Regions from separate parts of the Homo sapiens genome. Here region 1 is linked to region 2. A link is a contact called in ENCODE Hi-C or POLR2A ChIA-PET data. All regions are on one chromosome and are shown on one strand. Each heading gives the region's core, a stretch centred on a gene start or an enhancer-like site at or near the end of the contact. The rest is flanking DNA. Distances are from core to core; before and after follow the strand shown.

Region 1 (5,620 bases), core at 1,839-4,338, 110 kb after region 2:
CGTGGAATCTGCAGTTCTGTTAGGAGAGACTGGCATTGCAAAAGAGCAGCAATTCCTGAGCATCTTCCCCAGCAGAGAGCCCATTCTGGGGGCAATGTTGACAATGACCCAGAGTCTCTGGGTTCTCCAGTGGGGGGCACAGCTGATGTTATCCCTCCTGTGCTGGCAGTTTTCTAAGTGAGTTCAGATCCTCTAGGAAGGAAGATCTGTGTGTGCAGCGCTGTGGAAGAGGTCTCTGTGGGCGCCAAGCCTCCCAAGGAGATTTACGGGCTCCAGGGACTGGAGGTTTGGACCCCATCTCCGTCTCTCCCAATCCATTAGAACATGCATTTCCAGCATCTGTGGGGTGCGCAGATGAGGGGACGCACCTCCAAGTTGTCCTCAGGAGATTCCCAATTGTTCGTGGATGTCGGATATTCGGTGTCCATGGGAGTGTCTGGGATTTTGGTGTCTTATGCGTCCAGCAGCGTTGGCACATCCAGGCTGAGGAAAGCGGGACCCCTGCCTCCACCTGCCTGCATGTGGGGTCTCCCTAGAAGGAAGCCTTTGGTAGGTGGGTGGGAAGATTAGGGTGCTTGAATGGGAACTGTGAGGAGGTGCAGTGGCACCAGGCTCTAGCAGCCTCCTGCCTCCAGGAGAGGCCCAGGTTGGGATCACTGCAGCGACCAACGCCTCGGATCACTCGAGGGCTAGAAGGCACCCACCAGGTGTGTGGACAGGAGCGCTCAGGGGCCTTGCACATTGGGCATATTATGGTGTCAGTTTCGGAATCAGCCTGCATGGAGTCGGACCAGGACACCCAGCCAGGATTCCGTCGTCGGGGAAGGGAACGCCCACGTGGCTTGTGTGAAGGGTGCTTCAGGGGACGCAAAGGCTCTGGTGGCTGGGAGGAGCTCAGGGATGACAGATACCCCAAGGATTCTGTGGAGCTGGTCGGGTTTGGTGATAGGGTGCTCGCAGGTGGCTGGTGTGAAGGGTGCTTCAGGGGACACAGAGGCTCTCGTGGCTTGGAGGAGCTCAGGGATGATGGAGACCCCAAGGACTCTACGGAGGTCTTCGGGACTGATGACGGCATGGAGGCCAGAGGAGCCAGGGGAGCCCGTGGGGACACATGGAAGCTGGTGGGAGAAGCTTTCCCACGCCCCCCACGTGGCCGGTGGTTCCTAGCAGGTGCTGGTTTGTACACTGGCCCTGGGCGGACTTGGCGTGGAAGGTGATGGGAGCTGCCCTCCCTAGAGAGCTTCTTCAGGCACCTGCAGGAGACAGGAGGCACAGGCTGCAGCCGGGAGCACTGGGCACCTGTGGACCTCCAGGGCCCCCCTGCTGACTTCACAAAGCTCTGCCTACCCCTGCCCAGGGCTTTAGTGACATCATGGCTGTGATCTCCCCTCCCAGATCAGCCCCAGGCCCTGGGGTGGCATCCTAGGCCCTGGTAGGAAGAAGGACATGGGAGGGAAGGGGAAGAGCCTCACTTTTTCGACAGGAAAGTGTAGATCTCAAGGTTCTCCAGTTCTTTCAAGAGAATTCTGTAATCTGGAAAGCAGGAGATGGGTTATGGTGGCGAGGGAGGGAACTGGGACTTACAGGAGGCCGATTGCGTGTGCCCTTAGGGGAGACCCCGGGATTGGGGATTAGACCCTGGAGCCCCAGCATCCCTGTCCAAGGCCACAGGGCCCCAGGAGTGATAGCCAGGTGCCCGGTGGGCAGCACTTTGTCCTCTCCAAAGTGCTTCCCGACACGCTCCATCATGGGGGTCACGACAACCTCCTGGGGAGAGAGGACAGAGGCAGTCTCAAAGAGGACTCAGCCATGTTAAACAGCTGCCCACATGGACCTGCATCCCCTCCTGCACGTCCAGGTGGTCACTGGTCCCCTCCTGGGCAACACCCGCTCCCTGGACCCCATGGCTTCAACTCAGCAGGGAATCGGAGATGGATCCCGGGTTCCAATTGCCCTACCAGGAGCTTCCCCATCAGGCCTCTGCAGATGACTTCCTAGGAGACTTGGTGCTTGTTCCTAGGGACAGGTGAAGCTGTCATCTCTGGGGCTTCTGGGACCCTCAGAGCCTTACCTTTCAAAGTGATATATTTATTTCCGATCCTGAGCCATTCCCCCACTTCAGCTTGATCCTGAGAGACAAGAAAGAGGGTGCAGGCCGGGTCTCAGTCTCCTGTCCCCACAGCTGCAGACCCAGTGCTCGTGAATGACACACTTTCTCCGCCCAGCTCATGGAGCCTGTGTGCTTCTCTTTCACTGGTTTCTAAAGTGCGTAATAACCTTTTTCTGGTTTCCTTCTCTGGAAAGCATGGAGGGGTTTTCTATGTGAGGCCTGCCCTGGGTATCCTCAGTCCCTGTTCCGCTGCTTGGGAAACGCACACTCTTGGGTCTGCAGGTGCCTCTGAGCTGGCAGGGAGGATTCTGCTTCCGAGGAGGCCAGGGGCGACTCCAGTCTCAGGTGGGAGGCTCTCAGGGGCTCAGCACAGCCCCCAGAGCACCTCACACAGAGGCTGGGCCCCGAGGCACCTGCCCAGGAAGGCGGCTGATGAGCCCGGGCTCAGGGCCTGTCCTTCCACAGAGACCTCACCCCTCTCATGACCGGGTCCTCGCCGCTGAGTCCTGGGGTTTGGTTTTGCTCTGACGCCTCCCGTGCACCTCCACAGATGGTCTGGGAGCTTGGGTTGGAAATCCTATGCCCACTCCAACCCCTGCCTGCCCTGCTGTCCCTAGAGGGATGATGAGAGTTCCCATCACAGGAGCGCCTCTGGCTGATGTGGAAAAGTGGAAAAGAGAGCAGGAAAAATAGAAGCATTCTCTGCTGGGTGTGGGCTGAGGGCTCCTTACATTCTCGCTGTCCTCCTCTCTGGGAGGCACTGAGGACGGCTCCCTGGGAATGTAGAGGCGTAAGATAATCAGGATCACCAGGCTGAACACAACAAAGAGGACGAAATGGATGATCTGGGGAATGGGGCTGGGGCACAGCTCTGTACCAATAACACTGTCCAGAGGAAAGAGAATATCCATGTCAACTGCACTGCTGTCCTCAGGCAACTGAGCCCTGGGCATCCCCTCTGGGACAAGTTATTGGGGCCCAGGTCCACATCACAGAGCTGGGGCCTCCCCCTCACAAAGGGCTCCTAAGGGTGGGGTGGGCAGTGGGAGGAGGAGGCTAAAGCCCAGCCCCGCCCACCACCACCCACCCCTGCAGTTCCCTCCACCCTCCTGGCCTTCCGGATCCCTCCTTCCCACTCCACCTGCTCAACCTGTCAGAAACAGACCTGGTCCGTTTTCCGTCCTCTTGCCCTGGCACACAGATGGTACCTGGTTCATTGGAGATCTCTGCTCAGACTCCCTCAGTTTCACAGTTTTTGAGGATCTGGATTTGTCCCTGAAATTCCTGTTATTTCCAGGGATTATTGCTCCAGGGTCTCCTCTGCCTGCTCACTGCAACCTCCGCCTCTTGGGTTCAAGCAATTCTTTGCCTCAGCCTCCTGAGTAGCTGGGATTACAGGTGCCTGCCACGACGCCTGGCTTATTTTTTTAATTTTTAGTAGAGACAGGGTTTCACTATCTTGGCCAGGCTGATCTCAAACTCCTGACCTCGTGATCGGCCCGTCTCGGCCTCCCAAAGTGCTGGGATTACAGGCGTGAACCACCGCACACAGCCTCAAAAAAGTTTTTTTAGGGCTTTGGCTAAGTACATGAAGATAAGTGATGCCCAATTCAGGTTTTGCCAAATAACACAACTCTTTTCAGAAACTACAAATTCCACTGGCTCTGGCAGAATGAATATCAACCTAGGTCAATTCTCCATAACAAGAACCCATAAATTTGCCGGCCGGGCGCGGTGGCTCACGAGGTCAGGAGATCAAGACCATCCTAGCTAACACGGTGAAACCCCCTCTCTACTAAAAATACAAAAAATTAGCGTGGTGGCGGGTGCCTGAAGTCGGAGCTACTCGGGAGGCTGAGGCAGGAGAATGGCATGAACCCGGGAGGCAGAGGTTGCAGTGAGCTGAGATCACGCCACCGCACTCCAGCCTGGGCGACAGAGTGAGACTCCATCTTGAAAAAAAAAACAGAACCCACAAATTTGCCAGCCCACTTCACGTCTCGACTATTAGATAACAGCAGGCAAGATGCATGTTCCTGATGGGCACCAGTTGCTTACATGGTGATTCTTGCAAGATGCATGTTCCTGATGGGCACCAGTTGCTTACATGGGGATTCTTGCAAGATGCATGTTCCTGATGGGCACCAGTTGCTTACATGGGGATTCTTGCAAGATGCATGTTCCTGATGGGCACCAGTTGCTTACATGGTGATTCTTGCAAGATGCATGTTCCTGATGGGCACCAGTTGCTTACATGGTGATTCTTGCAAGATGCATGTTCCTGATGGGCACCAGTTGCTTACATGGTGATTCTTGCAAGATGCATGTTCCTGATGGGCACCAGTTGCTTACATGGTGATTCTTGCAAGATGCATGTTCCTGATGGGCACCAGTTGCTTACATGGTGATTCTTGCAAGATGCATGTTCCTGATGGGCACCAGTTGCTTACATGGTGATTCTTGCAAGATGCATGTTCCTGATGGGCACCAGTTGCTTACATGGTGATTCTTGCAAGATGCATGTTCCTGATGGGCACCAGTTGCTTACATGGTGATTCTTGCAAGATGCATGTTCCTGATGGGCACCAGTTGCTTACATGGTGATTCTTGCAAGATGCATGTTCCTGATGGGCACCAGTTGCTTACATGGTGATTCTTGCAAGATGCATGTTCCTGATGGGCACCAGTTGCTTACATGGTGATTCTTCTTTGAGTTATTGGTGTTTTCTCCCTTTCTTCCCTCCCTCCCTCCGTCCCTTTCCTCCTCTCCCCTCCACCTAATAGAGGGTCCACGTCTCCACAGGGTCACCTCTGTCTCCAGCATTAGAAAAGGAAGTCAGAGCTGGTCACGGTGACTCACACCTGTAATCCCAGCACTTCGGGAGGCTAAGGTGGGAGGATCACGAGGTCAGGAGATTGAGACCATCCTGGCTAACACAGTGAAACCCCGTCTCTACTAAAAATACAAAAAATTAGCCGGGTGTGGTGGCGGGCGCCTGTAGTCCCAGCTACTCGGGAGGCTGAGGTGGGAGAATGGGGTGAATCCGGGAGGCGGAGCTTACAGTGAGCCGAGATCACACCACTGCACTCCAGCCTGGGCGACAGAGCAAGACTCCGTCTCAAAATAAATAAATAAATAAATAAATAAAAAATAAAAGGAAGTCAGAAAGCTAAGCAAGGCCTGGATCAGGAGACCTATTTATTCTAATGATGAGAAAGCACCGCAGGGCTCTGGGAAGGGAAGTGGCATGGTCTGATTTACCTATTTTAAAAAATCCATGTAAAGATTATGTGGGGGAGTGGGGGCAAGAGTAGAAGCAGAGATGCCCTGTAGGAAGCAGGTACAAGAATCCAGACAGGAAGGTTGCGGGTTGCTTGGACTAGGGTGGAAATACTGCAGACAGGTTCGGGGTCTATTTTGAAGATAAAGCCAGCTGGTCTTGCTCATGTGGGCACTGAGAGAACCTGGGGCCAGGGAACTAGGTAAATTGCGGGGTGGGTGGGGAAGGG
Region 2 (5,646 bases), core at 1,333-3,832:
GGATAGAAGTTAATAACATTGCAGGAAAGGGGACATGAGTTATAATATAAAACTCTCTGCATGGTTCCTATTGGATAATTTTGCTATTATTATTGCTTGTATTTTTGTCACATTATAACCAACTTAGTTTTACTTGTTAAAGTACACACAATTGGGTTTTTTTAAAAGAATTAATTTAATTTACTAGCACAAAAGCTAGTGTTAAAAATAGGTGTTAAAAATTGAGTCCCGGCAGGGCACCGTGGCTCACGCCTGCAATCCCAGCACTTCGGGAGGTCCAGGCTGGCAGATCACTTGAGGTCAGGAGTTTGAGACCAGCCTGGCCAACATGGTGAAACTCCATTTCTACTAAAAATATAAGAAATAGCCGGGCGTGGTGGCTCGTGCCTGTAGTCCCAGCTACTCAGGAGGCTGAGACAGGAAAATTGCTTGAACCGGGAGGCAGAGGGTGCAGTGAGCCAAGATGGCGCCACTGCACTCCAGCCTGGGCAACAGAGTGAGAATCTGTTTAAAAAAAAAAAAGAAAAAAAAAGTGAGTCCCATCTGATAAACCGAATATTTAAGTAAATTTGAAATATTTTTTGCCCCATGATATTTAGGGGTTTCTACTAATTGACTTTGATGTTCAAGGGCTGTTTTGTGATCCCAAAGCCATTGCCACTTTTACTTTGAACAAGCTGGACTCATGGGGTACTCCAGAGCCAACTCTGTTTTCTCCACGCAGCCTGCTCCTTGCTGCTGGTTCTGAGTCCCTGAATGAAATCTGGGATCTTCATGGCTTACCTACTTACATTCAGGAAAATAAAAAAAAAATCCTCCAGTCATCTCCAATAACAAGAAGAGGTCTGATTTCACTCATTAAACTATGCAGTGTGATGTCATAGCCAAATGGCCACACCGCATTGGAGAGCCAAGTTTTCTCTCCCAGAACAGCCTGCCTGGGCGCGGGCCACCATGCCCGGCTAATTTTTGTATTTTTAGTAGAGACAGGGTTTCACCATGCTGGCCAGCCTGGTCTCGAACTCCTGACCTCGCGATCCGCCAGCCTCGGCCTCCCAAAGTGCTGGGATTACAGGCGTGAGCCATTGTGCCGGGCCACTTTTCTTTCTTTCTTTTTTCTCTTTTTTTTTTTTTTTTGAGACAGAGTCTCGCTCTGTCGCCCAGGCTGGAGTGCAGTGGTGCCATCTCGGCTCACTGCAAGCTCCGCTTCTCAGGTTCACGCCATTCTCCTGCCTCAGCCTCCCGAGTAGCTGGGACTACAGGCGCCCGCCACCACACCCGGCTAATTTTTTGTATTTTTACTAGAGACGGGGTTTCGCCATGTTAGCCAGGATGGTCTCCATCTCCTGACCTCGTGATCCACCTGCCTGAGCCTCCCCAAAGTGCTGGGATTACAGGCGTGAGCCACCGCGCCCGGCCTCTTTTTTAAAGAAGGTTTTATTTTTGCAATAACATTACTAGCGCTATTGACAAGTATCAAATGCACACTGTATAACTACAGCAAACCCATCCACAACGTATTCGACTGTTCAGAGCCCTGAATGACATCTTGATAAAGAGCCAAAAGTTGTTTCCATAAAGATCTTCAAGGTGTTTGAGCACATCTTGTCAGACGCCCGTAAAGGAAGCTGACTCTCACTGGGTTCCAGGAATTACGTGGTTACGTCCATAACAGCCCATCTGACAAGTGGCAAATACCCGTGGAAAACCAATTAACTGTGCTCCTCGGTTTACCCTGGAGGATGGTGGCGGATGACGCGACTAAGTTTGCTTTGAGCCTGCTTCAAGTTCCAACTTCCTTGGAGTTAGTCGCATTTACAATTTAAAACATGCAAAAATCCACGCTTGTGTATGAAATTCGTGTTTCTTCAGAACATGAGGCTAAGACAACGTGGATATTATGGGATGATGGGCCGTTCACAGAGAAATCCCCGTCCCGGGCACACTCAGGCCTGGCGCCTGGCCTGCGGCTCACCTGGTGGGAGGAAAGGTTTCTCTGGGTGGTCCAAGGCGGCACAGGTGACCCAGGGCGAGGAGCCTCTGGGGGGCTCAGCGAACCCAGCGTCCACTCAAGCTCGTCCTGCCCCTGGCAATCCACGCGGTGCCGGGTGGATGCGTGGGAGCCACATCAAAGTCCCCCCACAAGTGCCTGGGGCTCCCCGCTGATTTCGAGGTCTACAGAATGGGTTTCTTGCAACTCACATCCTTCAGCTGGAGGACCCCAGAAAGGCAGAGCTCCCGTCCAGAGTGTGCTGGTCCCGGACGCAGACCTGCTCCCAAATGCCCTGGGGTCGGGCGTAAGGCCTGGGGATCGCCGGAGCCTGGTTTCCTCACTGCGGTGCTCACTGCCGCCGCCTCTTCCCCGGACGCCCGGTCTGTCTGAGGTCGCCGGGTCTGTGGACGCGGATCCGAATCGGAGCTTCCGAGGGTGATCTGAGATCCAAAGTCAGGAGTCTTCTGCATCCTGCCCTTTGTCAGCGCTGGTCCTCATTTCACCTGCCCAGGGCCTTCAGGAGGGGCGACACTCTCCGGCTGCGGGCGGCCCAGCGCTCGCCCCCCTCGGCCCCACGTACTCTTCCTGCCTCGCCCCCATCGCCCTCCTCCGGCTTCCCGCGCCTCCCGGGGCTCTGCGCTTGCGTCCAGGGCGCCCTCTCCGGGGACAATGGGCGGGTGCTTCGCAGGCTGCAGTCAGGGCCGACTTCACCCGGCGAGGACAGGGCGAGGCGCTGGGCCCAGAGGTATGTTTGAAACGATTCGCGTATGTGAATCTACTTTTTGAATTGTAAATTTTATGAAACCTAAATACAAATCATGTACTTCTTATGAAAATTTCGTGTCTGAATTAAGAAGTGCTATCAATATAAAAGAACAGATTTCGAAAACTTAGTACAAAAATAGAAGGTGAAATATTTCATTCATGTTTATGTTGATAACATGTTCAAATGACACTACTTTGGACGTATTGAATTAAATATATTATTAAAACTCATTGCACATATTTCTTTTTACTTTTCTAAGTGGCTACTACAAACATTAAGTCACATGTGTTCTTGCATTATATTTCTACTGGACAGTGTGCTGTACAAGAAAATAGAAAAAGTATAAAAATTATCCAGTTCATTTTATGAAACTAGAATTTTTAATTCTCAAATCAGATAAGGTTAACATAAAAATAAAATTATAAAACCATTTTTTACTTATGATCACTGATATAAAACAAAATATAGCTAACAGAATCAAATAGTATATATATAAATTTATCATATTGTATTTAAGATCTTTATTTTTCTAACATTCTTGGTCCTATGAAAACATTTCAGTATACAACATCAGAGAAAAACCATCATAATCTATATGCCAGTCATCACAATCGACATGGTATAATTTTTAAAAATAAACTATCTTGCCCTGTAGATGTATATATACAGCAGTCCCTCTGTATCCACAGGGGATTCGTTCCAGGACCCTCCCCCCAAAATCCACAATGCTCAAGTCCCTTATATAAAGTAGCATTGTACTGTCAGTCCCCAATTTATGATGGCTTCAATTGGGATTTGACTTGCCAATGGTGCAAAAGCAATGGGCATTCAGAACGCTTCTCATCTTACAATAGGGTTACATCTGGATAAACCCATTGTAAATTCAACTCGCCATATGGTCAATCTATACGATGGATGTATTTGGTTGTAACCCCATCATAAGTCAAGGAGCATCTGTATTTGCGTATAACCTATAACCTATGCACATCCTCTGTCCCAGGTTAATTATTTAGAGGTATAATTTAAATCACCTCTAAATTTTATTTTATTTTATTTTATTTTTGAGATGGAGTCTTGCTCTGTCGCCCAGGCTGGAGTGCAGTGGTGTGATCTCGGCTCACTGCAAGCTCTGCCTCCCGGCTTCACGCCATTCTCCTGCCTCAGCCTCCCGAGTAGCTGGGACTACAGGCGCCTGTAACCACACCCAGCTAATTTTTTGTATTTTTAGTGGAGACGGGGTTTCACTGTGTTAGCCAGGATGGTCTCGATCTCCTGACCTCGTGATCTGCCCGTCTCGGCCTCCCGAAGTGCTGGGGTTACAGGCGTGAACCACCATGCCCGGCCCAATCACCTCTAAATTATTTACACTACTAGTTAATACAATGTAAATGCTATGTAAATAGCTGTTGGGGCCAAGCATGGTGGCTCACTCCTGTAATCCCAACACTTTGGGAGGCTGAGGCAGGAGGATTACTTGAGCCCAGGAGTTCGAGACCAGCCTGTGGTCCCAGCTACTCAGGAGGCTGAAGTGGGAGGCTCACTTGAGCTCAGGAAGTTGTGGCTGCAGTGAGCTGTGATGGTACCACTGCACTCAAGCCTAGGCAACAAAGCAAGACTGTCTCAAAAAAAAAGTTGTTGTATTGATTTTTTTATTTATATTATTTTTTCTTGTTTTTTTTTTATTGCTTTTGTTTTTCAAATACTTTTGATCCACGGTTGATTGAAACCACAGATGTAAAACCCCAGGATACGAGGGGCCAACTGCATATAAAATCAAGTAAAACTTAGCTTAGGAATATAAGAATTTTTCTTTTTTATAGTATGTGTGTATATATATGTATATATGTGTGTCTATATAGGTATACATGTGTGTGTATATGTATATATACACACATATATATATATATATATTTTTTTTTTTTTTTAAATAGGGATGAGGTCTCACTATGTTGCCCAGGCTGGTCTCAAACTCCTGAGCTCAAGCGATCCTCCTGCTTCAGACTCCCGGAGTCCTGGGAAGAATTTTTCAACATCAAAAAATCTATTAACATGAGCTACCACAGTAAAAAGAAAAAAAACATATAATTATCTCAGTCTATTCAGAAAGAAATTTGATAAGATTTAAAGCCTACTTATGATTTTTTCCCTCTTAACTAATTAAGACTGGAAGAAACTTTCTCAACTAGTAAATTTCATATACCAAAAGCTTACATCAAAATTTTACTTGAGGAAGAAAATTGCAAAGATCCTTAATTAATTAATCCTTTAAGTCAGGATTAATTAACACAAAAATACTCAGTAATCCCCTGTGGTTTAACACAGAACTGCATTCTCCTGGTCAATGCCCTAAGGAAAGAAAAAGAAAGAAAAGATGTAAGGATTGGAAGATGAGAGAAAATTGTCATAATTCGAAGATGATATCACCGTCTACCTAGAAAGAAACCGCCGGCTGGGCGCGGTGGCTCAGGCCTCTAATCCCAGCACTTTGGGAGGAAGAGGCAGGTGGATCACTCAAGGTCAGAAGTTTGACATCAGCCTGGCCAACATAGTGAAACCCACTCTCTCGCTACGAAAAATACAAAAATTAGCTGGGCGTGGTGGTGCATGCCTGTAATCTCAGCTATTCAGGAGGCAAGGCAGGAGAATCACTTGAACCTGGGAGGCGGAGGTTGCAGTGAGCTGAGATCATTCCACTACACTCCAACCTGGGGGACAGAGTGAGACTCCCTCTCAAAAAAGAAAAAGAAAAAAGAAAAAAAGGAAACCAGCTGGGTGTGGTGGCTCATGCCTGTAATCCCATCACTTTGGGAGGCCGAGGTGGGCAGATTACTTGATGTCAGAAGTTCGAAACCAGCCTGGCCACATGGTGAAACCCCGTCTCTACTAA

Evidence for each region. Hi-C counts contacts between places; a loop is a spot of excess contacts on that map. ChIA-PET counts read pairs that join two places held with the same protein, here RNA polymerase II (POLR2A). Pooled maps may share reads with other maps.
Region 1: a loop to region 2 is called in a map of IMR-90, with 10 times the contacts of the local background. The contact joins the promoter of SPATA31J1 here to the enhancer-like site in region 2. A Hi-C loop is called at or near these places in 4 of 168 maps with a recorded cell type or tissue (GM11168, IMR-90 and K562), 3 of 37 single-sample maps with no recorded cell type and 4 of 50 pooled maps. POLR2A ChIA-PET finds 5 or more read pairs at or near these places in 3 of 52 experiments (K562, OCI-LY7 and Panc1).

The regions. Positions count from the first base shown.
Region 1 is chr5:179,641,958-179,647,577 of GRCh38, forward strand. SPATA31J1 (SPATA31 subfamily J member 1) reads right to left here and starts at 3,089. Exons shown (of 6, transcript NR_131066.1): 1 at 2,842-3,089; 2 at 2,072-2,129; 3 at 1,473-1,533; 4 at 912-1,253; 5 at 369-483. The region is part of intron 4 of LOC128966623 (a long non-coding RNA gene); the gene reads left to right.
Region 2 is chr5:179,528,174-179,533,819 of GRCh38, forward strand. The region is part of intron 4 of LOC128966623 (a long non-coding RNA gene); the gene reads left to right. Among named protein-coding and RNA genes, the nearest start is that of RUFY1, 20 kb to the right of the region's middle. RefSeq lists enhancers at 1,598-2,204, 2,205-2,810. Within about 2 kb of position 2,583, at least 13 of the 41 ENCODE cell types and tissues checked have a DNase peak (open chromatin) inside an H3K27ac peak, as active enhancers do.